Regions from separate parts of the Homo sapiens genome. Here regions 2, 3 and 4 are each linked to region 1. The links are chromatin contacts, found by Hi-C or POLR2A ChIA-PET in ENCODE. All regions are on one chromosome and are shown on one strand. Each heading gives the region's core, a stretch centred on a gene start or an enhancer-like site at or near the end of the contact. The rest is flanking DNA. Distances are from core to core; before and after follow the strand shown.

Evidence for each region. Hi-C counts contacts between places; a loop is a spot of excess contacts on that map. ChIA-PET counts read pairs that join two places held with the same protein, here RNA polymerase II (POLR2A). Pooled maps may share reads with other maps.
Region 2: a pooled map shows a loop between it and region 1 (2.3-fold over the local background). The contact joins the promoter of CSRP2 here to the enhancer-like site in region 1. A Hi-C loop is called at or near these places in 1 of 50 pooled maps. POLR2A ChIA-PET finds 5 or more read pairs at or near these places in 3 of 52 experiments (PC-9, activated CD4-positive, alpha-beta T cell and common myeloid progenitor, CD34-positive).
Region 3: a loop to region 1 is called in a map of A673, with 6 times the contacts of the local background. The contact joins two enhancer-like sites. A Hi-C loop is called at or near these places in 7 of 168 maps with a recorded cell type or tissue (A673, CD4-positive, alpha-beta T cell, CD4-positive, alpha-beta memory T cell and 3 more), 6 of 37 single-sample maps with no recorded cell type and 17 of 50 pooled maps. POLR2A ChIA-PET finds 5 or more read pairs at or near these places in 2 of 52 experiments (OCI-LY7 and activated T-cell).
Region 4: a pooled map shows a loop between it and region 1 (4-fold over the local background). The contact joins two enhancer-like sites. A Hi-C loop is called at or near these places in 1 of 37 single-sample maps with no recorded cell type and 7 of 50 pooled maps. POLR2A ChIA-PET finds 5 or more read pairs at or near these places in 1 of 52 experiments (activated CD4-positive, alpha-beta T cell).

Annotation. Positions count from the first base shown.
Region 1 is chr12:76,451,824-76,459,457 of GRCh38, forward strand. The region is part of intron 3 of OSBPL8 (oxysterol binding protein like 8); the gene reads right to left. Among named protein-coding and RNA genes, the nearest start is that of OSBPL8, 100 kb to the right of the region's middle. Within about 2 kb of position 4,033, at least 3 of the 41 ENCODE cell types and tissues checked have a DNase peak (open chromatin) inside an H3K27ac peak, as active enhancers do; they include PC-9, where a contact is called at or near this core.
Region 2 is chr12:76,875,369-76,883,002 of GRCh38, forward strand. It overlaps CSRP2 (cysteine and glycine rich protein 2), which reads right to left and starts at 3,651. Exons shown (of 6, transcript NM_001321.3): 1 at 3,570-3,651. It overlaps LOC124902971 (a long non-coding RNA gene), which reads left to right and starts at 2,991. Exons shown (of 2, transcript XR_007063380.1): 1 at 2,991-3,282; 2 at 4,520-6,097. RefSeq lists silencers at 3,411-3,840, 3,871-3,920.
Region 3 is chr12:76,056,236-76,063,869 of GRCh38, forward strand. It overlaps NAP1L1 (nucleosome assembly protein 1 like 1), which reads right to left. Exons shown (of 15, transcript NM_004537.7): 5 at 3,903-4,044; 6 at 3,563-3,643. It also overlaps the pseudogene DENRP2. Among named protein-coding and RNA genes, the nearest start is that of NAP1L1, 25 kb to the right of the region's middle. RefSeq lists an enhancer at 1-17. Within about 2 kb of position 1,251, at least 2 of the 41 ENCODE cell types and tissues checked have a DNase peak (open chromatin) inside an H3K27ac peak, as active enhancers do.
Region 4 is chr12:76,180,898-76,188,531 of GRCh38, forward strand. No RefSeq gene overlaps it. Among named protein-coding and RNA genes, the nearest start is that of LNCOG, 75 kb to the right of the region's middle. Within about 2 kb of position 2,601, at least 4 of the 41 ENCODE cell types and tissues checked have a DNase peak (open chromatin) inside an H3K27ac peak, as active enhancers do.

The DNA.
Region 1 (7,634 bases), core at 2,783-5,282:
AGCCTATAAAAACTCGAGTTTCATCTTAAGAAAGGACGATTTACTAGCACTTTGGGAAGTCGAGGTAGGTGGATCACCTGAGGCCAGGAGTTCGAGACCATCCTGGCCAACGTGGCGAAACCCCGTCTCTACTAAAAATACAAAAATTAGGCAGACGTGTTGGCGCGCCTGTAATCCCAACTACTAGGGAGGCTGAGGCAGGAGAATCGCTTGAACCTGGGGGGCAGAGGTTGCAGTGAGCAGAGATCATGCCATTGCACTCCAGCCTGGGCAACAAGAGCGAAACTCCACCTCAAAAAAAAAAGACGGTTTAGTCTCCACCATAGGTTTTATTTTTCAATACAGACATTCAGAATTTCACATTCACCTTTTTATCATCATGTCCTTTAAATCTAATTGGTTTAAAATGTTTTCTGTTGCGATAGTTTTCAAAATTTTATTTCAGCTCCTTAGATTCCAAAGTAAAAATACAAAAACACTTGCACTTTTCATCCAAAATATAAAAAATTATTTTTCCAAGTCAATTAAAAAAATGTATAGACTGATGACTCCCAACTTCCTATCTCCCCCTAAACTCAAACTTACATACCCAACTGCCTGCCTTATAATCACCTCTTAATTATTTACAGGCATCTCAAATTTATCTAGAATGTAATTTTTGATTCTGCTCATCCTTCAAACCTGCCTCTCCCCAAACTCAGTTCATGCCATCACTACTCCCCTCCCACTACTTTCTCAGGCCAAAACCTTAGATGTGTTTTTATTTTTCTCTTTCTCTTACTGAGCAATCTTTTAAAATCATAAATTAGATTTCCAGTATGCAGAAATATCCTCACTGGCTTCCCATTACATTTACAATATAATCCATAACCTGGAAATTCAACACAGTCTGGCCTGCTACTTGTTCCAACCTCATTCTCTACTACTCTCCTGTCACTCACTTGGCTCCTGCCGTAATAGTCTTCTTGGTATTTCCTCAAGAAAGGCCATCTTTTGCCCAGTCACAGGGCTTTTATCTCTTGCTCTTTCTACCTGGAATATTCCTACCCCAGATCATCACATTATTAGCTCCTCTCCTTTGTTGTCTGGGCTCAAAGGTCATCTCTTCAGAAAAGCCCTTTGGTTTCTTCATGGTACTTTTGATACGTTCTTAATTTCAACATGGCACAATTTGGCATTTTTTTTTTTTTAGGGTTAGTACCCACCACTTCACAGTTATACTATTATCACTTTACCTTACATGATTTTCATTGTAGCTCCTATCATTATCTGAAAAATATAGTTTATTGCTTTTCTTCCTCCATTAGACATTAAATTCCATGAGAGAAGGAAGTTTTGTCTGCCTTATTTTCCCATAAATTCTCAGGTCCTGGTAAACTTCCTGCCCTATTGAAGGTGTCGCATCCTACCATACTAAAGATGTTCAATAAATTTATGTTGAATGAGTCAATAAACCAACTTTATATTTTTATAAAACATCATAAAGTATATGGTGTCTCTTTCAGTTACTAAATCCAAGATTCATTTGATTCCTAAAAATAATTTTAAATGTATGGTACTGATGCAGAGAGATAAATTGACCTAAAGAACATAGCAGATAGCTTTCAGAAACAGACACATACATACATGGAGCTCAGATATACAACAGAAATAGGGAGAATAAATTACTCAGTTAACAATATGAGGTTATCAACTGGTCATCAATATTGGAAAAGTAGAGAGAACTCTACTTCTTACCACACACAAAGAATAGTTCTATGAAGACTACAGACATAATGTAAAAAAGCAAAACTGGAAAATCTTTAGAATAAGAGAATATCTTCATAAACTTGGGACAGAGATTCCTTTAAAAAGACACAAAAAAGCACTAACCCAAAAATTAAAAAATCAGTAAGTTCAATATTAAAAGTATAAATTTATTTAAAGGTATCATAAACTGAAAAGGCACAAAATAAGATATTTGCAACACCCATAATTAACAAAAGGTTGGTACCTAGAATGTTCTTAAAAAAAAACTTCAATAAATCATTAGAAAAAGAACATCATAATAGCAAAATAGGGCAAAGACTTGAACAGTGATTCACAAAAGAAAAATGCAAATGGGCAATAAATGTATGAAAAGATGTTCATCCTTTTTTAGTAATGAGGCAAATACAAATCAAAATAATAAATATTTTATACTCAGTAAAATTAACAAAAATTAATGTCTGATAATACCAAATACTGATGAGGATGGGATCATCGAGATGTCTTAAGCACTGTTAATGGAGTATAAGTTGATACAAGCACTTTGGAAAACAATGTGAGCTTCTTATATAAAACTGAATACCCTGTGGGTCCAACAATTCCACTCTTGGATCTAGAAAAACTTTTACAGGTATATACCAAGAGACAAGAATAAGAATGTTCATAGCAACACTGTTCATAATAGCAAAAACCAAACAACATATTCATCAATTGAAAAATGAATTTTAATAAATTCTGGCATATCCATATAATGAAATAGTATATAGCACTAAAAAGGAATGATCTAGTTCTATAACAAACGACATGATTGAATATTAAAAGTAAAATGTTAATTACAGCCAGGCACAACGGCTTGCATCTATAATCCCAGCTACTCAGGAGGCTGAGGTGGGAGGATTGCTTGAGGCCAGGAGTTCAAGACCAGCCTAGACAACATAGCAAGACCTATCTCTAAAAGAAATAAAAATTAAAAAAAGTTAGCTGGGCGTGGTAGCTCACACTGTAATCCTAGCATAGCAGGCATCTGTAGTCCCAGCTACTAGGGAGGCTGAGGTGGGAGCATCACTTGAGCCCAGGTGTTCAAAGCTGCAGTAAGCTGTGATAACACCAATGCACCCTAGTGTGGGCAACAGAGCAAGACCCTGTCTCTTTAAAAAATTAAAAAAAAAAAAAAAAGGTAACTACAAACAGCAAGTCCTAGAAAATTATATAAACCATGACACCATTCTTTTAAAATTGAAAACCAAGCAAAATCTAGTGATACATACATGAGTAAAAAACAATAAAAAAAAGACTTTTTAAAAAGCAAAGAATAATAAAAAGAAAAAAATACAACCTAGTCATGCCCTCTTGGGGCAGGCTCAGGGATAAAAAAGCAGCAGAGGCCGGGCGCGGTGGCTCAAGCCTGTAATCCCAGCACTCTGGGAGGCCGAGGCTGGTGGATCACGAGGTCAGGAGATTGAGACCATCCTGGCTAACACGGTGAAACCTCGTCTCCACTAAAAAATACAAAAAAAAAAAAAATTAGCTGGGCGTGTTGGTGGGCACCTGTAGTCCCAGCTACTTCGGAGGCTGAGGCAAGAGAATGGCGTGAACCCGGGAGGCGGAGCTTGCAGTGAGCCGAGATTGCACCACTGCACTCCAGTCTGGGCGACAGAGCGAGACTCTATCTAAAAAAAAAAAAAGCAGCAGAAAGACCTAAGGTACATGGAAGATTCTAGTTCTTAAGCTGAGTGATAGCTCAATAAGGGCTCATTGTATAATTATGCTCTCATTTACATATGACACATATTCTTTTGTATGTATCAGACAGAACATTTAATGCTAATTTAAAATACTTTATAAGAACCACTAGCAGAATTAATGTAGGTTTTAGCATTCTGTCAGTAAAACATAGGTGTCCATGTCTTGAATAACTTTAAAACAGCCTGAACTGTAAAGTTAGCTCTATTCACCCTTTCTAATCCATTTTCGATGGAAGTATTACTACATGATTTTGATAGCCGTGAAGTAACAAGAATATGCAGAAACAGCAGTATACAGAGTGCACCTCTTTACCAAAAAAACCAGAAAGCCCATGTTTCTATTTATTTTCCCTCACCCCATTCACAAGCATTAACAACTATACAGACAAAAGAGGCTAGGGAATATAAAAATCATTATGATTTCCTACATCAGTTACATAATAGTAGACTATTCAAACATAAGTTTAAGAGGGACAGTGACTTTTTTTCTGTATCCCTTGGCATATAACTGATACTCACTAAATACTCTCTAAATGACTGAATAGATATTTGGCAAATGAATCACTGTGTGACTCCAGTGCAGTTTCACCGTCTCACCTACCAAAGATAACATTACAGTGCCCTCTGCTGTTTCTACTTCAAGTGGAAGTAAAGCAACCTGCTTTGCTACTCACATTACTCATCTTTAGTAGAAATCACACTGAAATAGTTAATATAATTAACATATCTGCTGCATCTAAGGAGAACATGAATCAAAAACATTTTTACCTTCTGAATTCAACTCATCAATATAAAATTTGAAGAATTTTACAAGTTTCAAAGTTTGCCTTTAATCTAAGTGGAAGCTAAAATAAGATGAAGTAATTTTTTAAAGTCATAAATAATAATCTGTATGTAAATCCTATATCTCCTTTTCTTCTAAGGTATACATTTCTTAAATACTCCAATAATTTAAATGTCAGTATAGATCACGTACTTTTTTCATTCTATAGTACATGATACTAATCAAGTACCAAGAAATTACAGCTGACGTTTAAGCAGTCAAAAATGTGTATTTAGGGACTGGGAGTGGTAGCTCACACCTGTAATCCCAGCACTTTGGGAGGCAGGCAGATTATTTGAGGTCAGGAGTTTGAGACTAGCCTGGCCAACACGGTGAAACCCCATCTCTACTAAAAATACAAAATTGGCTGGGCATGGTGGTGCACGCCTGTAATCCCAGCTACTCAGGAGGCTGAGGCAGCCCAGGTTGTGTCCTTGCACTAGGTGACAGAGCAAGACTCCGTGTCAAAAAAAAAAAGTGCATTTAACTTTTGACCCTCCAAAAACTTAAGTACTAATAGCCTACTGTTTGCTGTTGACTGGAAGCCTTATACATAATACGAAGAGTCAACACATATTGTATATGTTGTATGTATTACATATTGTATTATGTAATACAATATATACATAAGCTAAAGAAAATGTTATTAAGAAAATCATAAGAGAAAATACAATTACAGTACTATACCATATTTATTGATACCATAAGTTTATGCCATCTGTTTACAAGATGAATCATCAGTTTGAAATAGCAGCAACCACAGCTGCAGACCTCAATCTAGAGCTAAATATTAAGCAATTAAACTTTTTCTTGTAATGTCATGGCCTTTGTCTGCTTCTTGGGAGCAACCGAAGCATCAACAGTGGTACTTCACATGGGTCCCATAGCGTTATTCAAGGTTTACAATATTGCACGAAACATGATGAAAATAGGCAAGAATGATGAGAAATGACTTTTTAAAGCAATATGCAATTTACTGGAGCAAATAACTTCATACAGAGATGATTAGCATCACACAGCATTTTAAGCAGATATTCGCAACACCTGAGCTCATAGTAATAACAGGAAGTGGTTAGAAAATTATTACAGTAGTACGGTATGTACTAGTTAATGTTATGTAGTTACGATTTAATATTGTATCTTTATGTTTGTTTACATTTTTCTCAACTGGGAATGGCAACGTGTACGGTGTGTGTGAAAAGTTTTGATAAATTTTTACTTATGTAATAGATTTGTGTATATTTTAAAGTAGTAAGAAAATAAACTAGTACCTACATATATTTTATGCATTCATGATATACCTAACCTTTCCTTTATTTTTTCTATGTTTCTAAGGTACAGTTCATCTGTGAGTTTTAAATTGTCACAAACCTCAGAAAAATTTTCCAATATATTTATTTTTAAAAATACACATAGAAGTGGACTCGTGTAGTTAAAAGTTGTCTTGTTCAAGGGTCAACTGTACTTCACTTTAAAAGATATATGGTCTCTAACAAATGATTATACAGACCCAGCCTTTTAATACTTGGCAGAGTACATGATAAAGTCATCTCTAATATTATGTTGTATATTTTTATTTATATATATGCTTGAAATATATAACCTTAAGTAAATTTCTTCTATTCGAAGTAAAAAAGATCTCCATTTGTAAAAACCCAGTTCCTAAGATAAAATATTTCAGTTAATATTTAAAATGCTATTCTATTTATAAAGCTCAGCAGTGCCATTCAGTTCACCTGAGTCCATGTCTAAATATATGAGGTAATTAAAGAAACTGAAGAATCCATTGAAATTAAATGCCAAGTAAGTATCACAAGGCTGAACAACAAAACATAAAAATATTTTGAAGCTTGGTGCAGTGGCTCACACCTGCAATGTCAGCATTTTGGGAAGCCAAGGCAGGAGGATCGGATCGCTTGAGTCCAGGAGTTTAAGACCAGCCTCGGCAATGTAGGAAAACCCTGTGTCTACAAAAAATAAAAATAAAAAAAATTTAGCTGGGCACACGCTTGTAGTCCCAGCTACTCAGGAGGCTGAGGTGGGAAGATCGCTTGAGTCTAGGAGAAGTTGTGGCTGCAGTAAGCTGTGATTGTGCCACTGCACTCCAGCCTGGGTGTCAGAGTAAAACCCTGTCTCAAGAAAATCAAAAACAACATTTTGAGATTTGTGTTCTTTTTTCTATTTTTAAGATTTCTACCTCCTAATGATGATTGTATAATAAATAATATTTATAAAATATTTTGAGTTATTGCATTTAAGAATGAAAAAAGGGCTAGGCACGGTGGCTCACACCTGTAATCCCAACACTCTGGGAGGCCAAGGCAGGAGGATCACTTGAGACCAGGAGTTCAAGACCAGCCTGGGCAACATAGTGAGACCACATCTTTACAAAAAATTTCAAAAATTAATTGGGTGTGGTGGCACAAGCCTGGAGTCCTAGCTACTCAGGTGGCAGGAAGATCCCTTGAGCCCAGAAGTTCAAGGTTGCATGAGTTATGGTCGTGCTACTGTACTCCAGCCTGGGTGACAGAGTGAGTCCCCTGTCTCTAAAAAATAAGAATTAAAAAAAAAAAGGATTTAGCATATTACTTTAAATCCTCTCTTTTTAGAAAAAAAATTACATACATACTATAACCAGTTAGAGATAAACAGCAACTGATCTAGACTAAAAAAGTTTATAGTTAGAAGAAACCTTTACCATTTTCTCATTCAGTTCCTTTCCTAGGTCAATGAAATATGAGTCCCAGAACAGTAAACTGACTTGCAATAATCAGATAATTGTTTAGGAATCAATAATAAAACTTCCTAAATCAATATAATTTTCTATATTATTCATCAATGAAGTTAAAAATCTTCATCTATGATGCAGTAAAATTTTAACTGTTTAGTTACACTTGAATGCAGCAAACAGTTTCCTTCTATCTTTGAATAACAGTAGAAGGAAGACACACTGGACTAGTAACCAATTCTAACTTCTCGGATATTTGTGCTATCTTAACTTCAGGCTCTCCTCTATAAAATTAATGCTTCATTAGATAATTTCTGAAGTTCCTTTCACCTCAGCAATTCTATGATTTTTAATATAAAAATTGCCCCTCTTACTCCCTAGCTAGACTATAAAAATTTTTAGGGGCAGGAATCATGTTTTATTCATTATGTACCTCCAAAAGTTGGCAGTGGCTGCCACTCCCTGCCCCAAAAAACTCTCAGTAAAATGTGTTGAGGTGAATTGGATATAATTTTCAAGGATACATCTTCTAAATTCCTAAGGTAAAACATGTTTCACTTATAAAATACCCAAAGTATAAAACAATTTTCGT
Region 2 (7,634 bases), core at 2,401-4,900, 420 kb after region 1:
TCGTGTCTTCAACTTAGAGTGCAGCAAAATTCGACACAGATTTGAATCACTATCTGCCAAATCCCATATTGTAATTAAAATGCAACTATGCTATAAGCTCAGTAACCCTGATCCCCAACATCTGCCATAGCAATCCACAATCTGTGCAAAACTACAAGTTATTTAATTATTCAAACAATTTAATATTTGCACGATTTTTTCATGGAATCAGACCTAGATATATATGCTGAGACTCTTGTTTATTTGCCAAATGATCACAGGTTGTTCATTTGATCTGCTAGTTTTCTCATTTTAAAAATGGGGACAATGCTTATTTATACAATAAGGCAGTTTTTAGATTAAACAATATATGCAAAACACCTAGAATAGTGTCTGCCACATGACAGGTAATAATTACAAATACTTCTATAAAGCTTAATATATGCTTTACTTATGTTTATATTACCTCATTTAATCCTCATAACAACTAAAGTAAGCACTACCACTATTCTCATTTTATGAGTGGGGAAACTGAGGCATAGAGCTATTAAATGACTCATAACTGTGAAACCAAAATAAAATTATCAATTCAACTTAAAAATGAATACCAATAAAATTCCAATTCAAAATTATTTCACTGATGTTTTGCTAAACTAAACCCCTGGTAGCAATACAGATGTAGTACCGACCTCCATGGCTATGGCATAGGTTCTTCTTAAGCTGAGTAGTTCCTGCACTGCCGTGTGCTGGATGAGGATTCAATTCTCTCTGCTTATTTTCTTTTGGAAGTACTGTGAAACCACCATGAAGCCCTCTTTCCTATAGTGAACTGGGAAGTAATTTGGCCCTAATGTATTACATGGTGTCTGTTCTTATTAGTCGAAGACAATAGTATTGTTGGCACAATAAGATTGTAAACAAAAAAACAAGGAACCTGATATCCTTTCCAGATCATTCACCATGTACTTCTATTAGTTCTTCCTCTGTGACTTACAACAATAAAATTTTTAACAATCAGAAATTGTGCCTGTGGTAAAAAGGAATTTGAAAAGGAAAAAATATAAAAAAAAGAAATTGTGCCCAGCTTCTCCACTATCCAGACTGAGAAATATTCCCTTAATTCAGGATTCTTAACCCAAAGGCCACAATTCCTTTTAATTCTGGGGGTTGGGGAACTTGGTACCACATACTTTATGTTACGTCATTTTGAGAAGGGGTCTGGAGGCCTCACAGGAGTGCCATGATATAAAAAGTCAGAAACCCCACCTAGGTAATCAAAGATCCAGAGGTGTCTGGGGATCCCCACCCAACAGAACCCAAGGGATGGCATGCTGGCAGTCAGGGTAAGGTGCCTTGAGGAAACCTGTGAACATCTGCACAGAGAAGAAAGCTGGCCTCCAGGCAAGGTCTAGGAAACGCTCTTCAGGTGTGAGCCAGCTCTCTCCTGAAACAGACTTTCACTGATAGCCTTTTCCCACATATATTCAACCAAGTGCACAACTTTGTCTAATTACAAGGAACTACTCCCAGGCTGGGCTGGGCTTTGTACAAGTATCAACAGGCCTTATGACAACCCTGCAAGGCATGTGCCACTACACCCATTTTACATGATGAAGTATTGAGGCCAAAGAGTAAAGTTAATTTGCCCAAGGGCATCAAACCAATGGGTACTGGAGTTGAGGTGTGAATTTGGTCCTGCCTGGCTTCGTTCCTCCCCCTTTCAGCCATGCCTCCTCTCCCATAGGGGGCTCCCTTTTGGGGTTCATTTGATTCACCTCACTTTTGACAAAGAAGAAAACCTAGAGACCCAGATCACTATAGCAATTTAGTGTCAGAGTTGCCTCTGGACTCAGGCTTCTAAAACTCCTCATTTATTGCTGTCCTCTACTCTACACCAACATTCTTGCTGTTTTAGGATAAAATTCAATCTCCCCCAAATCCAAGTGATTTTGCAATTTCATCAGGACAGGCCTCCAGCAAGTACTGCTTTCAGCACAGTACTTAGCCTATACCAGTATCAATCAATATTTGTTAAATACATTCGGAGAAATGCATTAAAAATTTATGATACGAACTTTAGATCAAATCTGCAAACAAATACCTATTGTGTGAGTCAAATTATATTTTTGTTCCCTATAATCACAACCTTATTCGCTCCTTCTTTCAGTCAATTGTCCAAGGTACCCAAGCAAGCACTGTGAGTTTCAAAGACTCATGTGATGCAGGTCTGGTCTCAAAGGTAACACAGAACCAAAAGAGCAAAGAAAACTACAATGCAGAGGAGAAAGGACCCAGAGAAATACTGACAAAGTATCAGTGACAATGGACGAGAGCGATGACCCCAGGAGTACTGGGGGAGACCACTTAGTACTTCACAACATTCTTTGTAGCTTGGCATGCAGTTCTGAAACTATGTTAGATTCTCCCTTTCAAAATCTATCACCCAATTCTTTCTTGAAAAACGTGAGTCAAAGTACAGCCAACTTTGTGGCTGTCCTATTTGAATTCTTGGCATTTTATGAGGAGAGTTTTAAAACAGGTTAATTGGAAAAGTCAAGAACTAAATACGACGATTTTCGCTGCCCGGGTTAAAAAATTACTAACTGCCCCCGCCCCACCCCCCCACCCCCCAAAAAAAATTCTGTACCGAAAAGCATTTATAAAGGGAAAATGTGCTTGGTTTGCAGACTGCAAATAAAACAGGTTAAACATTTTGGGTAGCCATTTAAGTAAAAATCGTTTAACAAATGTCCTGGCTTAGAAGGGGGAAAGGGATCCGCCGGTTTAGAAAGCCCGCCCCCGCCCCCAGGGGGTGCCTACGTGGAGCTCCTGAATCTGGCTCTGGAGAACCCAGAATGTGATTCGCAGGACCTGTCGCATAATTTCACAACCAAGCATTCTTGCATTCTTCTTTGTACCTGAATCGTAGAAAGTTCTGGAAAAAGCTAGGAGTAAGTGATTGACATTCCCTGCTGTTCCTTCAACATAGAGGGGTTCGGTGCTGGGTGGGCAGACACCACCAAACAATGGGGATGCCAGGAGCCCGGTACGGCGGCAGGAGCAGTACCCTGGGCTCGGGGGGATGTAGAAGCCCCATTCCACCCCTAGGGGACAGAACCCAGTAAGGTCGCCCTCGGTGCTCACCACACTCCGGGCAGAGGGGGCCCTGAGACTCCGACCCCCACCCCAGAGAGAGCCTGCCGCTGGACGAGGGGACCGACGGCTGCTAAGAGGCGGATTAGCAGAAACGCGAAACTCACAACCCGCCTCTCTCCCAGAGAAACCAGTATGGAGAAATTAAAGGTCATATAAGATTATTTACCTGCCCCGCGGGCCTGGGATCCCAGGGCATGGCCTGGACGGCCTCGGGGACAAGGGCAGGTGTGTTTGGGGGATAAGAGAGAGAAAATCTGGGGCGCAGGGATGAGAAGGCTGGCAGGGGCACAAATGCGGACCGGGATGGGGATGTCGGAGGAGACCGGGGCGCGCCGGCCGGGCGACAGCACGACCCCGGGAGGCGGTGGAAACCCCCTGCAACTCCCGCCCCGGGGTTGGCGGCGCCGCGGAACCGCCCCACCGCCCCTACTCACTTGAGTCGGAGGCGGGAGCACGTACCGCAGGCGGAGCTAGCGAGGCTGGGCTGGAGGGAGGGTCCAGGGAGTCCGAGATCCCAGGCGAAGCGCGCGCCGGTGCCTTTTAAAGAGCGCTCGGTGGGCGCGGCCTGTGTCCGCCCCGCCCTCCTCCCAGCCCCGCCCGCCGGATTCCCGGAGCCGCTTGCCGGGCTGGGGCGTGTAGCGGGCGGGCTGCCCTCTGCCCGCTCCGGGCTAGCCACCAGGAGACAAAAGGCAGGAGGCCCGCCTCTTCCTGCAGCTTCCCGCCCGCCCGGCATCTTCCCACGTCCCGGGACCGCTCCCTCCCAAAGGGACCCGGCAGTTCCAAAAGCCACTGGGACTTGGAGAGGGACTTCCTTCCCCTCCAGGGAGGCCCGGCGGCGGGACGGTCCCGCTGGAAAGTGGCCCCCGCCGCCCTGCGTCGGACCTGTCCACCGCGAGCGCCGATCCCCCTCTTCGCGGAGACAGTCATGGGCCGGGAGGCTCCAGCAGTAGAAAGTCAGCCAAACGGGGCTTTCCGCCACCTCCCCCTTGCCTTGTCCTTGTCAGTAAACTCAACGTGATTAACTTCCCTAGTTAACGCATATTCTCTCGTCCGATTTCCAGCTTCTGGGAATCCACAACTTCTTATTCTTAAAGAGCAAAATTCATCTAGACTAAATAAATGACGTTACGAAAACGCCCCATTCCCAAAGTGTTTCGCTCTTCCCCTCCACCAGGGCACAGCACGCGATGCTGAGGGGGAAGAAACCTAAACCCAGGCAGAAACCCCGGGCGCCACAGGCCCTGTATTTATATGTGTTGATGTCAGAAAAGCACAAGGATACCGTGACATCCGAAGGGACCTAATGCCTAAGCTACAGGATGATTTATTGTTTTAGATGAAAAGGAAAATAAACAATGCAATCTCTATCTGGTTCATATTCTAGGCCTCCTCATGACCTCTCCTGCCAGAAGCAATGATCCCGGAGAACTGATACTTGCGGAGTGGGGAGTTCAAAAAAGTCAGTGACCAAAACCCCCTCATGCCATAAATGCTATTGCCTCCTCTGGTCCAGAGTTTCTCATCCTCCACACCATTGACATCTTGGGCTGGATAATTCTTTATTGTAGGGGGCTGTCCTGTGCATTGTAGGAGGCCTCCACCCACTAGATGCCAGTTGCAACCTGCCCCCGACGTTGTGACAATCAAAAAGTCTCTGGACATTGCCAAATGCCCTCTTGGGGAGAGGGCAGGGAGCACATATCCGCATGACAACGTACAGAACCGACTTATAATATTATTATTGTTTTATTTTATATGCTGGGGCCAATCCAGGATAAACTCATTATAGCTGCCTTGTTCTCTGTCCACCAAGTACTGTCCAAAAACACATAGTGGTGATTGACATCTCCTGATACTGTGGCAGGAGTCTGGAAAGCATTCTTGCCTGCTGTGAGCTTTTCTAAATATGGGCAATCCTTATTTCAGTGATATCAGCTAGTGTAAGTGACTTGACTCACGGGCCAACAGGAAAATTCAGTCCCTCAGATTCTACATTCGCTTTAGCTCAGCTGCTTACAATGTTTATTTTTTCTTGTATAAGTTTGCCTAGTGCTTCTACTGAATGAAACTGTATCAGTGAGTCTCACTGCAGCAAACCACTGCCCTTTCTCTCCTACCCTGAGTTCTTCTCAATGCCTCTTTGTGGAAGGGGCCTCCCAAACCTGAGCTGTTTGCTTTCCGTCAAGCTCATGTTGTCCCTAAATTCCATAGCCATGTCTTATCATTTGAAATTGGGCTTGTTGGCCGGGCGTGGTGGCACATGTCTGTAATCCCAGCTACTTGGAGGCTGAGGCAGGAGAATCACTTGAACCTGAGAGGTGGAGGTTGCAGTGAGTGGAGATCACGTCAATGCACTCCAGCCTGAGTGACAGAGGGAGACTCCGTCTCAAAAAAACAAAACAAAACAAAAAAGAAATTGGGCTTGTTTCTGACCTAAAAGTGTTTCTGCTGTCTGTCCCTGTATGTGTTTGTCTCCGTGTACTTCACACTGAGTCTGCAGATGATATACAACGTGTGATTTTGAACAAATCTGTATTTGTATTTATCAACATTTAAAAAATATTTATTTTCTTTAAACATCTATTTAAACTGTTGACTCTTTTAGTTATGAACATGAAGAAATTATTTAAGAGTTTTTAGACAGAGTGGTGCAAAAGAAAGAGTATGGGCTTTGGAATCAAACACACATGATTTCAACATACAGCTCTGCCACCTATCAGTTTTGTAAGCTTGGGCTAAGTACTTGACCTCTATGCATCTGTTTCTTTATCTGTAAAAAGATAATTCTACACATCTTGTAGTGTTGTTATGAGGATTAAATTGGGTGATGTATGTAAAATGCCAAACATAGCACCTGGCACATGGTAAATACTGAATAATTGATGGTTGTTATGTTAAGCAAAGATATCTTGATGTCCTTTTTGCCTCTCAAGAAAGAAATAAAATTGTGCTTTGCTAAGTACTCATGTTGCCTTCTTGAGGGCTTGCTATTAAGAAGGTATGGAGTGTTTTCCAAAACAATTAAGAGTCTTCAGTAGGAAGCATCTGCGCGCCTGCAGAAGGATAGTGGGAAAAATGTGTCCTCAAGGAGAAGGATAAACCCTTAAGTCCACATGGTCCTAGTCTGTTTGACCCCTTCAACCTTGTAATAGGCAGAATCAAAGGTTAAATGTGTCCAGCAGGCTATTTCTTTTTCCCACTCAAAATGTGTATTATACTTGTAACAACTCTATTCTCTGGAATTCATCAACCAATTTCAAATCAAAGCCCTCTCTCAAGGTCACTGTCCTAAGGCAAGTTGAACCAAGGTTGTTGCCTTTTGTCATGACCTTGTGCTTCAAACGTAGATTTTAAAAATATTTTTATTATTTTTATTTCATGCCCCTTTTTCTTAACAAAACTCTGAATCAGATGAATGTGAATTTAAACACAAAGCCTCTTTATTTTAGGGCAAGGCTTTCTTCCCAGAAGGCAAGAAAGCTATAGTGAAGAGGAATGTCTTATTATAATGATTTTAGTATGAAAAAAAGGGAAACAATTTGCACTTTGCTAACCTACACATTTAATAACACAAAAAGAAGCAGTTTTTCTACCTTATTTCTTAGCTAAGATTTAGCAGCAGTTGTGGGAATTAAAAATTACTCATACTTAACCCTAATACTCTGTGATTTATTATCTGACAGAGAAAAGAATAATGTAAGTGATATATGCTTAAATGTTGGAAGGTAGATTAGAGTATCTTATTCTTGATATTTGTCATAGTTGCTTTTTTTAACCTGCTATAAACTCCTACTTTCTTATACTTGCTTCATTTCCTAACTCTCTTTCTCCAGTAGGCATTATTTTCATTCAGTGCTATTATCTTCTATTATGATGTTATTTATTTCTTCTTTTCAACCAGAGCTTTCTATCTTTTTGAGCTCTGCTTCTGCTTTCATATTATAGCAGAGTTTTTCTAGTTCTACTAGTAAGAAAGACACCATTAACTTCCCAGACAGCATATTCTATCCATCTTATCTTAACCCCTTAATTCCTTTATCTCACTTTTCTCCCTCTTTTTCAGCTGGTGACATCACCTTCTTCTCCTTCATTCACATTCACAGCCAGTCACCAACATTTCCTCAACCTTCCTCCACTTTGCCTCGAAGCTTCCATGTTTTCTCCTATGTTTGTACTTGCTGTCCCTGATCTTGGAGGAGCAAATGGTTCTCCCACTCCCTACCAACAGTGTCCACTCTGCCTAGGCTTTTGATCCATTTCTTTGGCATTTTTTAGTTATACAGTCATGTGCCACTTAGTGATGGGAACAGGTTCTAAGGAATGCATCATGAGACAATTTTACCATTATGCCAACATTGTAGAGTATACTTACACAAACCTACACCATATGGCCTAAGGTATAGCCTATTGCTCATGGGCTACAAACCTGTACAGCATGTGACTGTACAGAACACCACAGGCAATGGCAACACAATAGTATTTGTGTATCTAAACATATC
Region 3 (7,634 bases), core at 1-2,500, 400 kb before region 1:
CAAAAAGCACAGTCACCAGATATTACCTTCAAAGTTCTAGTCTATCTGTGTAAACACCGCCGTTGCCCATAACAAACCTTAATCCCATCAAAATTACTGCTACCACACCCCTCCAAAGAGAACCACTAAGGTGACCAAGATGTGTAGGAAAAACCATTTTAGTAAAAAAAAAATGTAAAAACTAATTAAAAATGAAGACTTAAGCATAATAAACAAGAAAAGCAACAGAAATACTAATTTGGTCCATTGCCTCACCCCATGGTGTTCTTAATCAAAACATTATATTCTCTTTACCAAACAACATAAAATAGCAATGCTAGAGAGGTGGAACACTTAACACAGCACTGAATGTGTGTCACAGCTCTGCCATTATTCATTGTGGGCAAGTCACTTAGAAGCCTCCATGTCTTCACTTGAAAATGGCAACAATCCTCAGCCTACCATGAAGTTAAAAAAAAAAAAAGAATATAATGAATCTACAAACTAAAAACTGTAAGCCAGGCGCAGTGGCTCACGCTTGTAATCCCAGCACTTTGGGAAGTGAGGTGGGTGGATCATTTAAGGTCAGGAGTTGGAGACCAGCCTGGCCAACATGGCGAAACCCCATCTTTACTAAAAGTACAAAAAATTAGTCAGGCATGGTGGCGCACGCCTGTTATCCAGTTACTGGGAGAAGGAGGCAGAAGAATTGCTTGAACCCAGGAGGTGGAGGTTGCAATAAGCCGAGACTGCACTCCAGCCTGGGCAACAGAGACTCAAAAAAACTATAAAAATAGGCTGGGCACAGTGGCTCAGTGGTTCAAGCCCATAATCCCAACAGTTTGGGAGGCTGAGGTGCGAAGATTGCTTGAAGCCAGGAGTCTAAGACCAGCCTAGGCAAGAAGACTCTGCCTCTACAAAAAAAAGTAGATTAAGCTGGGCATAGTAGCTTCAGATAGTCCTAGCAACTTGGGAGGCTGAGGTGGGAGAATAGCTTGGGCCCAGGAATGAGCTGCAGTGAGCCAAGATCATGCCAGTGTACTCCAGCCTGGGCAACACAGCAAGTCCCTGTCTCTTAAACAAAAAAACTATAAAATGTAAGGAAATAATGACTTTTTGAGTACAGATGGTGGTGCCAGGTTGAATAACAGTTCATCTGCATTATCATTCTTACAAAAAGGAAAAATATTTCCTAGGTATAAAAATACAACTGATGCTCTAGGGAGGCCCTGGCCGGGGAAACGAGTTGCATTTGTCGGCTCAGCTGGCAACAGTGGCGGGAGCAGAGCTGGCGGGGCCTGTGCAACTGCCTGGGTTTGTGAAATGGCTGCTGACGTTTCCGATTCCAATAGGGCTGACTGCAAAGGAGACCCAAGGAACAGAGCCAAGTTAGATGCTGATTACCTACTTTGAGTCCTTTATTGTGGAGTCTGTTCATTACCAATAGAGTACTGTGAATATATGCCTGATGTTGCTAAATGTAGACAATGATTAGAGAAGAATTTTCCAAATGAATATGCAAAACTTACTGTGGAAAATTCACCCAAACAAGAAGCTGGAATCTGTCAAGGTCAAGGAACAGCAGGGGAAGAAGAGGAGAAGAAAAAACAGAAGAGAGGTGGAAGGGGTCAAATAAAACAAAAAAACAAAGACGGTACCACAAAAGGTTACTATAGCCAAAATTCCCAGAGCAAAGAAATATGTGACAAGGGTTGTGGCCTTGTAACTTTTGAAATTGATCTTAAATCACACAAAGATTTTTTGCTCAAAAATTCTCCTGTGGTGCCTCAGTAACAGAGGAGGATGAAATTATCATTCAAGGAGACTTTACAGATGACATAATTGAGGTCATTCAGGAAAAACAGACAGAAGTAGATGATGACAGCATCGAAGATCTTGGAGAAGAAGTGAATTTGAAAATTTGTCTGTAGTTAATGGCCTGAACTGACAGTAGATATGGCCAAAGGGAGAGAGGCCTACATATATATATATATATATATATATATATATGTATTCTACAGTAAAACTGTAGACTGCCTTCGTTCTTGGCATTTTCCCTGTTCTGTACAAGGCTGCTTATTTTTTTATTGCCAAAGTCAAATAAACAGGAGAGACTGTCATGCTCATACATGAACAGAATTTAGTCAAATAAAAAATTTTGGTTATTTGGTACTTTTTTTTTTTTTTTTTGAGACGGAGTCTCACACTGTCGCCTGGGCTGGAGCGCAGTGGTGCGATCTCGGCTCACTGCAACCTCGACTTCCCGAGTTCAAGTGATTCTCCTGCCTGAGCCTCCCGAGTAGGTGGGATTAGAGGCACCCGCCTCCACACCCAGCTAATATTTTGTATTTTTAGTAGAGATGGGATTTCACCATGTTGGCCAGGCTGGTCTCGAACTCCTGACCTAGTGATTGGCCCACCTAGGCCTCCCAAAGTGCTGGGATTACAGGCATGAGCCACTGCGCCTGGCCTTTCTCTTTCTCTCTTTTTATTTTTTGAAAAACCCGGTAGACTTTGCGGTGACCATTTTTGTTGATTATTTTACTGATCTAAAGCTGAGTGATTTTTTAAAAGAATTTGAATTTGGCTTCCTCACCAATAATATGTCTCCTTGCTTCTCTGATGTGATAGTTTTGAGATGGGTGAGAATCTAATATATCTGTGGTTGAATTTGCTTTGCTGTTATCAAGTCCACCCTATGGGCACAATAACATACTGTTGGTAGGAGTTGTTGGAGCTATTCTGGAGATTATTTGGTAAAGTATACTAAAAGCCTTAAAACCACGTATGTGCACTGTTTGAACCAGTAAGCCACTTCTTTGAAATTAGAAGACATTAGAAGAAACAATAAGCCTTGCAATAAAACTTATGGATGAAAGTATTCATCACAATATGATTTATAATAAAAAATTGCAAATGTTATAAGTGAACAATTGGAAAATGGTTAAGGAAGTGATGGTGCACTGTGTGGTATGTTTATGTTTAAAGATGTGGTATGCATATGTTTAAAGAATCATATTTTCTAAGATTATTTGGAAACATGTTTGGTAATGTCAAGTGGGGGCACCCCAGATACATTTTAGACATTTAATCATCATCGTTCTGAGAGGAAGGCCATTCAGAGATGCTAGAGGTTCTTATTCTGGATATAAATTACATGAGTAAAATTCTACTAACCAATTAAAAATAATGTACAACCATGTTCAATATACAGTCCTGGAAATAGCAATTATGTCTTTTCACAAGAGAAAATGACAGTTTTAATGCTCCATCAGATGAATTCGAACTTTAAGTCAGGTGCTGCAAATTGGAAATAAGACTTGTGGTGTTTTAAACTGCTGTGGACACTTAAGAAACTTAGAACCCATGAAACCGCTGCTTATTGCCATGCAAATTACAATCTTGAATGACTGTTTTTTAAAAATAAAGTAATAGAAAAACGTGTAATAAAGACGTAAAATTAAAAAATGAAAAAATACAACTGGTTATATAATATTGTACTCCATCATTAAATGCTAACATTTCTGACAAGTCCTAAGATTTTATCATCTTAAAAACATACCAAAATAAAGTTGGTACTAACCGAAATCTCATCTTCTTCATCTGGTTTCCATTCACATTCTTCTTCCGTAGGTTCATAAATTGCATTAATAATTTCAAATCGCTAAAATGATTTAAAAAAAAAAGGCTGTATAAAAACACTGGCATCCAAGCTAAAACCAGTGGTTTCTCACTAAGAAGTCTTACAAATTTAACAAATGCATACCACAACTTTAACTGCTATTATTGATAGTTCCTCCAAGTGCTGCCTCTAATAACAATTTCAATGAGAGTTCTAAAGATTAACCTCTTCCAAGTCTGCTTATGTTTCTAGAATTCGTCTTCTAGAATGTTAAATTAAACAAAGTAGGAGAAAGCATTACCTTATCAAATAGAGGCTGATAGAGAACAGCATACTTCCTTTCAAGATCGTGAACTTCCTCATAGAATTTGGCTTCTATCTGTGCACATTTAACTTGCAGGTTTTTGAGAGCATTCACTCGTCTTTTAACTACCCTAGGCAGGCTGAAAGGTTAGAAATCAGTTATATAGCATCAGAGTAAAATGGAAGTCACACTTCTTTTGTCATACTGAAACTGAAGCATTGGAGTTAGTGAATGACAGGTTTTTTATCTGAAGCAAAAGGTAGATTCAAAGTAAATAAAAATCAAATAGATATAAATACATTGATCCACTGGCTATATTTCAAAAGTAGAAATGTAACTGGGTAAATTGATAAACAAAATGTAAATCATATTGTCAACCCTAAATCTTTACCCAAGTTAAGTGTTGGACTTGTCATTGCTGAAGTCATGGACAGACCATCTTAATTCTGAGAACAATGATTACTTGGATTTTTCTTTTACATATATCTCACCCATACAAGTTATTAGGAAAAAGGAGGGGAGCATAGACATATCAGGAAAAAGGACAAGATTCCACACACCATTATTTTTTTAGTCTCCATATTTAATTAGGAATTAGTAATTACATTATTAAATACAAGTGTAACATACTATAAAGAGGAGACATGTATTTTTAAAATAACAGCTTTAGGGCCAGGTGCTATGGCTCACAACTGTAGTCCCAGCACCTTGGGAAGCCGAGGCAGGTGGATTCCTTTAGCCCAAAAACTCAAGACCAGCCTGGGCAACATGACAAAACCCTGTCCTTACAAAAAATACAAAAATTAGCTGGGTGTGGTGGTGCATGCCTGTGGTCCCAGCCACTTGGAAGGCTAAGATGAGAGCATCACCTGAGCCTGGGATGTCGAGGCTGAATTGAGCAAGATTGCACCACCACTGCACTCCAGCCTGGCTGACAGAATGAGACCCTGTCTCAAAAATAAATAACAGCTTTGATGAGATAAAGTTCATACACCATACAATGAACTGTGAAGCACTATTTTGTTAAAATTTTATTTTAGGTTTAGGGGTGTATGTGAAGGTTTGCTATACAGATTATTTTATCACCCAAGTATTAAGCCCAGTACCCAATACTTAATTTTCTGCTCCTCTCCCTCCTCCCACACTCCACCCTCAAGTAACCCCAGTGTCTGTTGTTTCCTTCTTTGTGTTCATGAGTTCTCATCATTTAGCTCCTACTGGTAAGTAAGAATGTACGATATTTGGTTCTCTGTTCATGTGTTAGTTTGTTAAGGATAATAGCCTCTAGCTCCGTCCACGTTCCCACAAAAGACATGATCTCGTTCTTTGTATGGCTGCAAGTATTACGTGGTGTATACATTTTCTGTATCAGATCTGTCACTGATGGGCATTTAGGTTGATTCCATGTCTGCTAATGTGAACAGGGGGCACTGATTTTTAAAAGGTTATACACACTAGGTTATGAGTCTCCTAAAGAATGATTAAACCTCTCTAACAATAAATGTTCACACTTAAAATTTAAATAACTTCAGGGAATCTGTGCAACAGATACAAAATCCAGGTTAAACTTTCCTGCCACAAACTTTTGTAAATCAAATAATTCACTTACTTAGCCACCAGTTTACTTAAGATTATTAGAAATAAAAAACAAACACTTGAAGATATCAACTTTCTATTTCTGTTAATTTTAAGTGAAAAGCACTATTCTGCCAAGGTGGTGAACTGGCATGGGCTTCTGGCTTTTCTTGCTCCCCCAAAAAGCTAATCCCAGAAACTTTAGAACAAGAATGAAGTAACTACTGAGGCACACACACACCATAAGCAATTTCAGGTAAGACTGGAGGTTGTGTTTAACTGTACAGGGTAACCAACAACTTAGGGAGGGAATGGCCACAGCAGGTAGCAGTGCGGACAAACTGGAAGATAGCAGTTCCGCAAGAAAGCTTTTTAAGTTCTGCTCCTGCCTTGCAACAATCGTTGTCTGTCATCTTCACCCTTCACAAGAGCCCAATGCGAGGGTTGATGAAAGCTGCACGGTTCAAAGCCTTCAAACATGTATTTGATCCAATCTAGGAATGATGAATTGACAACCAAAGGAGACTAGTCCCCCACCCTACAAAGCACACCATAAAAATTGCCTGGACTGGCAGCAAACTTTCAGTGTAAGGCAACTAGTGCTCTACTACTTAGGCTCACCCTGCGCCCTTCTCCTTGTCACAGACCTTCATTTCTCCCCAAATATTCATTATTAGGGTAACTGGTATTGCCTAATGTGCTGGAGCTCAGAGAATAACTAGAAACTTCAAGGGTACAATTTCTATGAAAGAGTGAATGAAATGATTATCATCTGAAGCAGCATAATTAGAGAATTTAAACAAGAATGTAAATATACTTAGAGATGAGGAAGATTGACATGCAACAAGACCAAGAAATCTACAACAGACTGGGAATGTTAAGTATGAAAAATACAATAACTAAAATAGGCAACAAATAAGAGAAACAGGATAGATTCGACTGAAGATAAAGTCCATGATGTTGAAAAGTTCTACCAGAAGGCAGCATGAAAGACAGATGGAAAATAGAAAAGCTCTGAGATATGGACGACAAAAGTAGCAATAGCTGACAGAGAAGGGGTACGATCTCTTCACATATGAGAATGATACATTTCTCAGCATTAAAGCAATATAAAAATCCTTACTCTGCTTCCTAGACATGTTAATGAGATTTATGAATATCACAGACAAAAGAAAATTCTAAAGGTGTCCAGTGAGAAAGAATAACCTACAAAGAAAAAGGAATCAGACTAACAACAGGCATTAAAAGAAACACTGAAATAAAGAAAAAAATAAATTGTAGTTTTTAAGAACTCTGAATTTACTATTTCATAACCAAACTATTATTCAGATATAAAAGCAGGACAAAAATTATATCAGGTATACCAGGCTTCAGGTTTGCCACAGATACTCACTATATATTACTAAAAGCAACTTTTGAGGAAAATTTTTTAAAAATCCAGCAGATTCTATTTAAGGTATGGGTGTGGTCAAATATCTTGGTAAATTTCTTTCCTTGAAGGGAAAAATAGAGGGCCAGAGAAAGCACATTTATGAACAATATAAATATTGGTAAATTTAAGAAATCAACAGGGGTAAATAAACTTAGATATTAGGTTATAAGCCACTACCATAGTAACAAAAATCAATGCCATTAACTTTGGAACCAGAAGGCGACTTGATCTATCCAATGGGAAGCAGAAAAGAAGGAAGAAAGACCCAAAGTAAAATAAATTAAAAAATAGAGAAAGATGGCAGCAATAAATCCAAAAACAATACAACTTCTAAGAAATGCAACTAATAATAAAGAAGCAAACATTGAGGCCGAGTGTGGTGGCTCATGCCTGTAATCCCAGCACTCTGGGGAGCCCAGGCAGGTGAATCACTTTAACTCGGGAGTTCGAGACTAGCCCAGGCAACATGGCAAAACCCCATCTCTACAAAAATACAAAAATTAGCCAGGCATGGTTGTGCATGCCTATAGTCCCAGCTACTTGGGAGGCTGAGGCAGGAGAATCACTTGAGCCGAAGGATGAGGCTGCAGTGAGCCGTCATTGTGCCATGGCACTCCAGCCTGGATGACAAAGCGAGACACTGTATCCAAAAAATAAAAGCAGCAAACACTGATACTAGAGGAAGACACACAGATGAAAAGATGGAAAAAAAAGACATACTA
Region 4 (7,634 bases), core at 1,351-3,850, 270 kb before region 1:
AAGATGGTAAGGAAGACTGTATTTAAGGGAGGCCATAGCGACATGGATTGGGACCACAGAAATGGGGTCTTGTAGTGGGGGAGAGAGAATGGACTTGATTTCCCTTCCTTCCTTCCTTCTTTCCTTCCTTCCTTCTTCCTTTCCTTCCTTCCTTCTTCTCTTCCTTCCTTCTTTCCTTCCTTCCTTCATTCTTTCCTTCTTTCCTTCCTCTCTTTCTCTCTTTTTCTCTCTTTCTCCCTTTCTCTTTCTTTCTCCCTTCCTTCCTTTCTCCCTTCTTATCCTCTCTTTTCTTTTTTCTTTTCTATTTTCTTTTCTTTTCTTTTCTTTTCCTTTCCTTTCTTTTCGACAGTCTTGTTCTGTTGCCCAGGCTGGAGGACAGTAGGGAGATCATGACTCACTGAAGCCTCGAACTCCCCGGGCTCAGGTGATTCTCCCACCTCAGCCTCCCGAGTAGCTGGGACTACAGGTGCATGCCACCACTCCTGGCTAACTTTTGTGGAGATGGGGTTTGGCTATATTGCCCAGGCTGATTCCAAACTCCTGGGCTCAAGCAATTCACCTGTCTTAGCCTCCTAAAGTGCTGGGATTACAAGCATGATCCACTGAGCCCAGACTTCGGCTTGACTTTAATTCCAACAAGGACAAGTGGGGATTTATAGCCACGGAGCAGGATAGGAGTCAGTGGATGGAAAGTGACTAAGAGGAGAGATCAGGTTTAAGGGAGATTCTTGCTAGATGGACTCAACAGAATTCTTGCTGAAGGTATACTGGGTGCAGTGGCTCCCACCTATAGTCCCACCTATTTGGGAGGCTGAGGATTGAGGATCACTTGAGGCCAGGAGTTCAAGACTGTATTGTGCCATGATTACACCTATGCATAGCCACTGCATCCCAGCCTGGGCTACATAGAGAGACCCTGTCTTAAAAAAGAAAAAGAAAAAAAAGTATTCTTGCTTAAGGCAGGCCAGGGTAAGATATTGAAGGTGGTCAGATACCCAGTGTGGAGAATTTTCACTAACCTGACTTAGCAGGATTCTTCCTCTAACTGGATTCTACAAAGACAGAGAAGGAAACCCAAGGTCTGGCCTAGTCAGAAAAGACCCAAGGCAGCCTGACTCAAGCTTGGCCAAAGAAGAGAGCCTTTGTCAGGAGCTCTTTTTGTCAACTAGGCTGCCTGGAGGGGCCTATGTATCTTGAGGTGAAGAAAGTGTCACAAATGGCCATTGAAAGAGTTCAGAAAGTGCTACCCCAAAATATGCTACTTTGGCATATTAATTATTTTGAACTAAAGGCAACTGAGAATGAGCCAACAAAGGAAAAGCCCTTTACTTTCCCCTCAGCTGCCTAAACTAAAGCATAAGTTTTCTCATTTAAAGGAATTTTATTTTATTTTTTGAGACAGTCTCACTCTGTTGCCCCGGCGTGATCTCAGCTCACTGCCACCTCTACCTCCCAGGTTCAAGCGATTCTACTGCCTCAGCCTCCCGAGTAGCTGGGATTACAGGTGCGTGCCACCACACCTGGCTACTTTTTGTATTTTTAGTGGAGACAGGGTTTCCTCATGTTGGCCAGGCTGTTCTTGAACTCCTGACCTCAAGTGACCTGCCTGCCTCAGCCTCCCAAAGTGCTGGGATTACAGGCGTGAGCCACCGCGCCCAGCCTAAAGGAATTTTCTAAAGACATTTTTATTACTAAAGATATCTTTTATTACTAAAGATATCAGTACCAGAAAGAGAGCTACTCCTAGACAACTTTTCTCACCTGAGAGACGCTTATCTGCACCACACGACAACCTTTATTCACCATACATTTCCTCTCCTCTTCCCATAATTTGTCTCCACCCATCTTCCCACCCAGAAATTCTAACCCCTATTCCTCTCTGTAGCTCCTGATAATATATGAGTTTCAATCATCTGACCCCTTCCTTGAGTCTTATATTTTTGTGGGTCTCCTGTGTGTGCAGACACAATTCAATTTTTTTTCGCCTGTTATTCTGTCTTATTTCAGTTAAATTCTTGGACCAGTCACAGATTCCAGAAAGGTAGAAGAAAGCATTTTTCCTTCCTTGCACCACCCAAAGGAGAGCATGATCAGCCCAGGTCAAGGGAAGAGCAAGAAACTCTGAAGAACCCATGAAATCTCCCATGAGAAAAGAATCAACTGCTACCCTCTCTTGTTCTCATCCAAGGTTTCCCACTTCAACCATTACCAAGTTCAGCCAAGTAACAGTGTCATATTTTCTTCCTTTTCCTCCCTCTCCCTATTTTGACCCCAGCCAGAGAGAAATCACAGGTGGCACAGGTGAGCTGGGAGAAAAGAGAGAACGGAAGGATCACAAACTCCTTCCACATGCAGGCTTTCGACACAAGCCCAGGCTGGAGAAGAGGTGATGGTTTAGCCCTGATCTCACGTTTGGATTTTTTATTATTATGTGAGACCAACTATATTAACTTTCTAAAATAGGATTGTTTTACAACTAAAAGTGACTAACACTGAGAGTGGCCCAAGACTCTCCATGAACAAGAAAAGTTTGTCTCCACTGATAAGAGTTTAAAATGATGGAGCAAGACAAATATAGTGTTTGGATCACATTCTATGGGTCATGCTTGTACAACATATGGTTACATAAGCACAGAGCAGCAGGGACTTCCCACCGCTTCCCTAAGAGAAGCCCTGTACTGATTCTGTCAGCTGCATTCTCAGCCTTGGCTCCTGGGATAAAAATGTCTATTGGATGAGGATCTGAAACATCAGATTCTGAAACTTTTTGTCTGGGAAAGTGCCAGGTGACTCAGAGCTGCGTAATGTAACGAAATGAGTCAGATCATCTCTCAATGTGCTCTAAATGAATCTGCTGTCTTTAAAATGGTGGCAGCCTTTCTCCATGGTCCTGGTTGGAAATAAGTACGTTCATTTATTCATTCATGTTTGAGCAGCTATCAGGTACTGAAGATTAAAAAAACAATGAAACACAGGCATAAGCTGCAATGATACAATCTGCTTTGTGCTCTTCTTTTAGTGCAGAGGAGGAAATGACTCTAACAGAGATGGTAATTAAAATGAGGCTTGATCAGGAACTGCTAAAATTGGTAGATCTCAACCTCACTGGTGTGTTTGGAATCACCTGAGGTTCCTTGAAAATACCATCTTTTACCCTTGAGAGATTCTGATTCATTGGTTTGGGCTTCTGTTTGGGCATCAAAATTTATTTAAAAAATTCCCCAGATAATTCTAATGTGCAGTCAAGATTGTGAACCCTTGCCTACATAAACATAACAAATCTAAGTACCAAGGTGCCAAGATGATAATAGGTGTATTAACATTTTATTTTTATATGAATTAGACATTTTCAGCTTATGAAATGAAAGCCAGGGATAAATATTTTAATGTGTGCATGAGCCTTTGACAATCTTTTGTATTCCTCTTCAGATATCTAATTTATTAATAAAAGAAACACTAGCACATGTTACCACCTATCAGAGAGCACATTTTTTCCAATGATCTTTATAGATTATCATTTTTCACTTTTCTGTAAAATCTGTTTTTACTAATAGACTCTGGTCTTGAACTAGTCTATAAAAACAAAGTTCATACATTAAAATGTTGAGTAGAATATTAATAAGACATATCTATTAGTTCATAAGAAACAATCTTTTAATTTTTCTTGGAGGTTTCAGTATCTCTGATGCAATAGTAGAGGCTGCCTTAAAAACTAAAATAATATTCATTTCTGCTGGATCTTTGAGTAAAATATAAAAGAAAAAAAGAAAAAAGAAAATCAAATAATAATATACAAGATGCCAAAACTTCAAATTAATTCGCCAGCTTGCTCCTGGGTGTCAGTTATAGAAAGAAAAGATGAAAAAAATTCCAAGATTTTATACAAATTTACTATATGTTTTTGTTTTAAAAATCATATTAGAACTAAAGGTGAAAATTAGTCAGTTGTAACTTCCGGGTCCATCACTAGCCATGTAATTTGTTTTATACTCTGAAGGCAAATGTCCAGTGTGAAATAATACCAGGTACTTACCTCAGGTAACTTCAATTGTTTAAAAACACCCACACCCACACGCACCAATGTCCATGTGGTAGCCACATGTGGGAGTGATTCTTGCCTATTCCATCAGTAACATTTAGAAGGGGTAGAAAATTGATGTTTTTTCCTTTTTATATCATTACGTACATTGTCTTCAAAGTATTTTTTAAGTTCTCTAAATCAATTTTTTCTACCCATCTCTCTCTTTAAAGTGGTCTTTTCTTTCTGATTTTTTGTTTCCCAGTCTCCCTTCCCTCTCCTCCCCTCCCCTCTGCCCCCTTCCTTTTCTCTCTCTCTCTCTCTCTCTTCTTTCTTTCTTTCTTTTGAGACGAGAGTCTCACTCTGTCACCCAGGCTGGAGTGCAGTAGCACCATCTCAGCTCACTGCAACCTCTGCCTCCTGGGTTCAAGCGATTCTCATGCCTCAGCCTCCCGAGTAGCTGGGACCACAGGCGTGCACTACCACGCCTGGCTAATTTTTGTATTTTTAGTAGAGATGGGGTTTCACCATGTTGGCCATGCTGGTGTTGAACTCCTGACCTCAGATGATCTGCCCACCTCGGCCTCCCAAAGGGCTGGGATTACAGGTGTGAGCCACTGTACCTAGCTCCCAGTCTTTCTTTCTATTAATCAAACTGTATTCTCAGTGATAATAGTGGCCCCTCCACTCACTTAGTCCAATCTTTCATTCATTAATCCACTATTTGTGATATGACAATTAATTCTATTATAATCAAATGTCCTGCTGCAGATAATGGCTTGTGACATCAAAATTTTGGAAAGAAAAGACTTGTTGATTTCTTTACTGATAGATTGAGTATCTTGCTTCATATTCCAACTCTCTTTGAGCAGAGTTTAATCAACAGGGCAACTTCTTGGTATATAACAAAACCCGACGCTAGTGTCCCTGGGCAGTCTCTCTTACCTGCCACCTTCTCTTCACCCCCACTTCTCACTAGTCCCTTTCACCAGGTGGCTGGGAACCTGTGATAAACCAGAGTAAAATGCTTAACTACATTAGGAGGTTGAAGAATCTGCATCATAAACTGTTCTGTTTTCAGCAGGTATTTCTTTTTAAAATTCTTTCCGCCATTCTTTTTTGCCTTCCCCTCTTTACTCCCATTGTCTTATTCTTCTATGTATGTTTTTTTTGTTTGTTTTCTTCCTTCCTCTTTCATCCATCTCCTGTACCAACCTATGTCACAGCCAGAGATCTTCGGGCATTATTGACCGTCACCAGTAGCCCCAATGCCTTCTGAGAAGTCCCTCGCCTGTCAGTTCTTTCAGCACAAATTAATGGAGGGCTGAGACACTTAAAGATGTAAGTCCTGAAAGTCACAGGGGTGCCAGGGGGAAGCTATGCTCTGTGAAATGTGACCACAAAAGGATGCAATGGATTTTCGTCACAGTCGTTTCTGAGACTGTTTCAAAAGTGAATATCCCAGGATGTTTGAGGTATTGGTATAAAAGCTGGAGCCCCTCAAGGCCACTATTTTGAAATAAACAGTACTAATTTGCATGTGTGTCAGAAGGAAAAGAATTAATGTGTGGAGGTTCCCTGTCATTCCCTTTCTTCTTGTGCCAAAGAGAATTCTGAGTTGTTCTATTTGGCTTTCTGCCCCATCCCCAAGGTAGATCTTAGATCTTTTTGATGGAGAACAGGGAGATAAGGGGAAAGAGAAGAGAAACACTACCTCAGAGAAGAGTTTTCCTAGAAATTGATAAGATGTGAAGCAGTAGCTGCTGCAATGAGGGAGGAAGTACAGGAGAGGGGAGGAGGATGACGATGGGCAATGTTCATATCTCCCTTTGTGGTCTTGGTATCTCCTTCAAAGTATTCAGGAAATGCAAGTAAAGAATGTAAATTATTAAAAAATTTCTTTGACTGTGACACTGCCCTGAGGCTGAGCAGAGAGATGGCTCCATAAATTGAATAGATCTTTGCTAAACCAACTAAATAACCCTGATTTCTACTCTGGTTGATGAAATCCAGTCTTGTTCCATTATCATTACACCTTGTATATAACATGGGTGACACAAGCCACAGCTCATCAGACCAAGGACAGACATTTACAGGTCTTTGGTTGATTCTTGTCCTTGAAGTCTTCAGGACATGGGGTGCTCCTTGCTATTTCTTACTTGCCACAAGTGGAAATGGTTTCTTAATAATTATTCCAGAAAATTCTCACAATCCCATAAAGGAAGAGTAATACTGATACAATTTCACTCATCTATCACCATTATGTATGCTAAAAAATAAAAGAAAGAAAGTTTTAAACCATGACTGTCACAAACCTCTTTTGTCATTAAAAAAGCACTGTTATGAAAATCAACATTGTATATCATGTTCTTCAGTCCAGTGCTTTGTCACTGAAAGGCAGTTGCCAGCCTGGGCAACACAGCAAGACCCCATCTCTGCAAAAAATATAAAAACTAGGCAGGCTTGGGAGGCTGAGGTTTGAGGATCACTTGAGCCCAGCAAATTGAGGCTCAGTTAGCTATGATTGTGCCTGTGATTGTGACTGGGCGACACACAAGCCTGGGCAACACAGCAAGACCCTGTCCCTGTCTCAAAAAAAGAAAAAAGAAAAGAAAGGCAGTTGCCAAAATATTTACCATAGTGTGGCAATAAAATAATCCAAGTGTTCTCTACCATGGGAGTGAGTTGGTAAGATATCTAATACTGGTAAAGTAGATTCCAGATTGTCCCTAACGAGTGTCCTCCCCCTCCTCACCTCTGTCTCCCCAGTTTTCAGGCAAGTCTGGAGGCCTAGTGGGGTCTAGTTTTATAAGTGACCAAGGAACTCCCAAGGTAGAAAGAACTCATCCTAAGGCACCAAAGAAGCAGACAAGTTGGATTTAAGGACAACAGCAAGTCAGAGGGGAGGGGTGATTCTGAGTCTCACACAGGATCTGTCATTTAGATTTTACTTTAGATTCCTATCTGAGCCCTAGAGTAAGAGAAGATTGAAAAAAAAAGTGAGTAATCCACTAAAAGAGCTTTTGAGCAGATGCAGCATCCTCATGCAGTTTCTGTTGTTTTGGGCACAGCAGGAGGCAGCACCTTTAGCTCACACAACAGGGTCCTTGACATCTGGCACCGCTGTAGGCTTTGTTGGAGACCAGGAGCACTGCTAATACCTTTGTCTTTTTGGTGGAGGCAGCAAAGAGAGGACACATCACACAGCAAGCCCCTGGAAAAGGAGGAGGAAATGGCCGGGCGCAGTGTTTCACACCTGTAATCCCAGCACTTTGGGAGGCCGAGGTAGGCAGATCACCTGAGGTCAGGAGTTCAAGACCAGCCTGGCCAACATGGCAAAACCCCATCTCTACTAAAAAATGCAAAAATTAGCTGGGCGTGGTGGCAGGCTCCTATAATCCCAGCTAGTCGGGAGGCTGAGGCAGGAAGAATTGCTGAACCTGGGAGGTGGAGGTTACAGTAAGCCAAGATCGCGCCACTGCGCTCCAGACAGAGCGAGACTCCATCTCAAAAAACAAACAAACAAACAAAAACCCTGGAGGAAATGATGGATGAGTTGAGAAGCAGAAGGAACAATTCCCCTCAGACAGACACTTCAAAAACCTTGGAATCACCC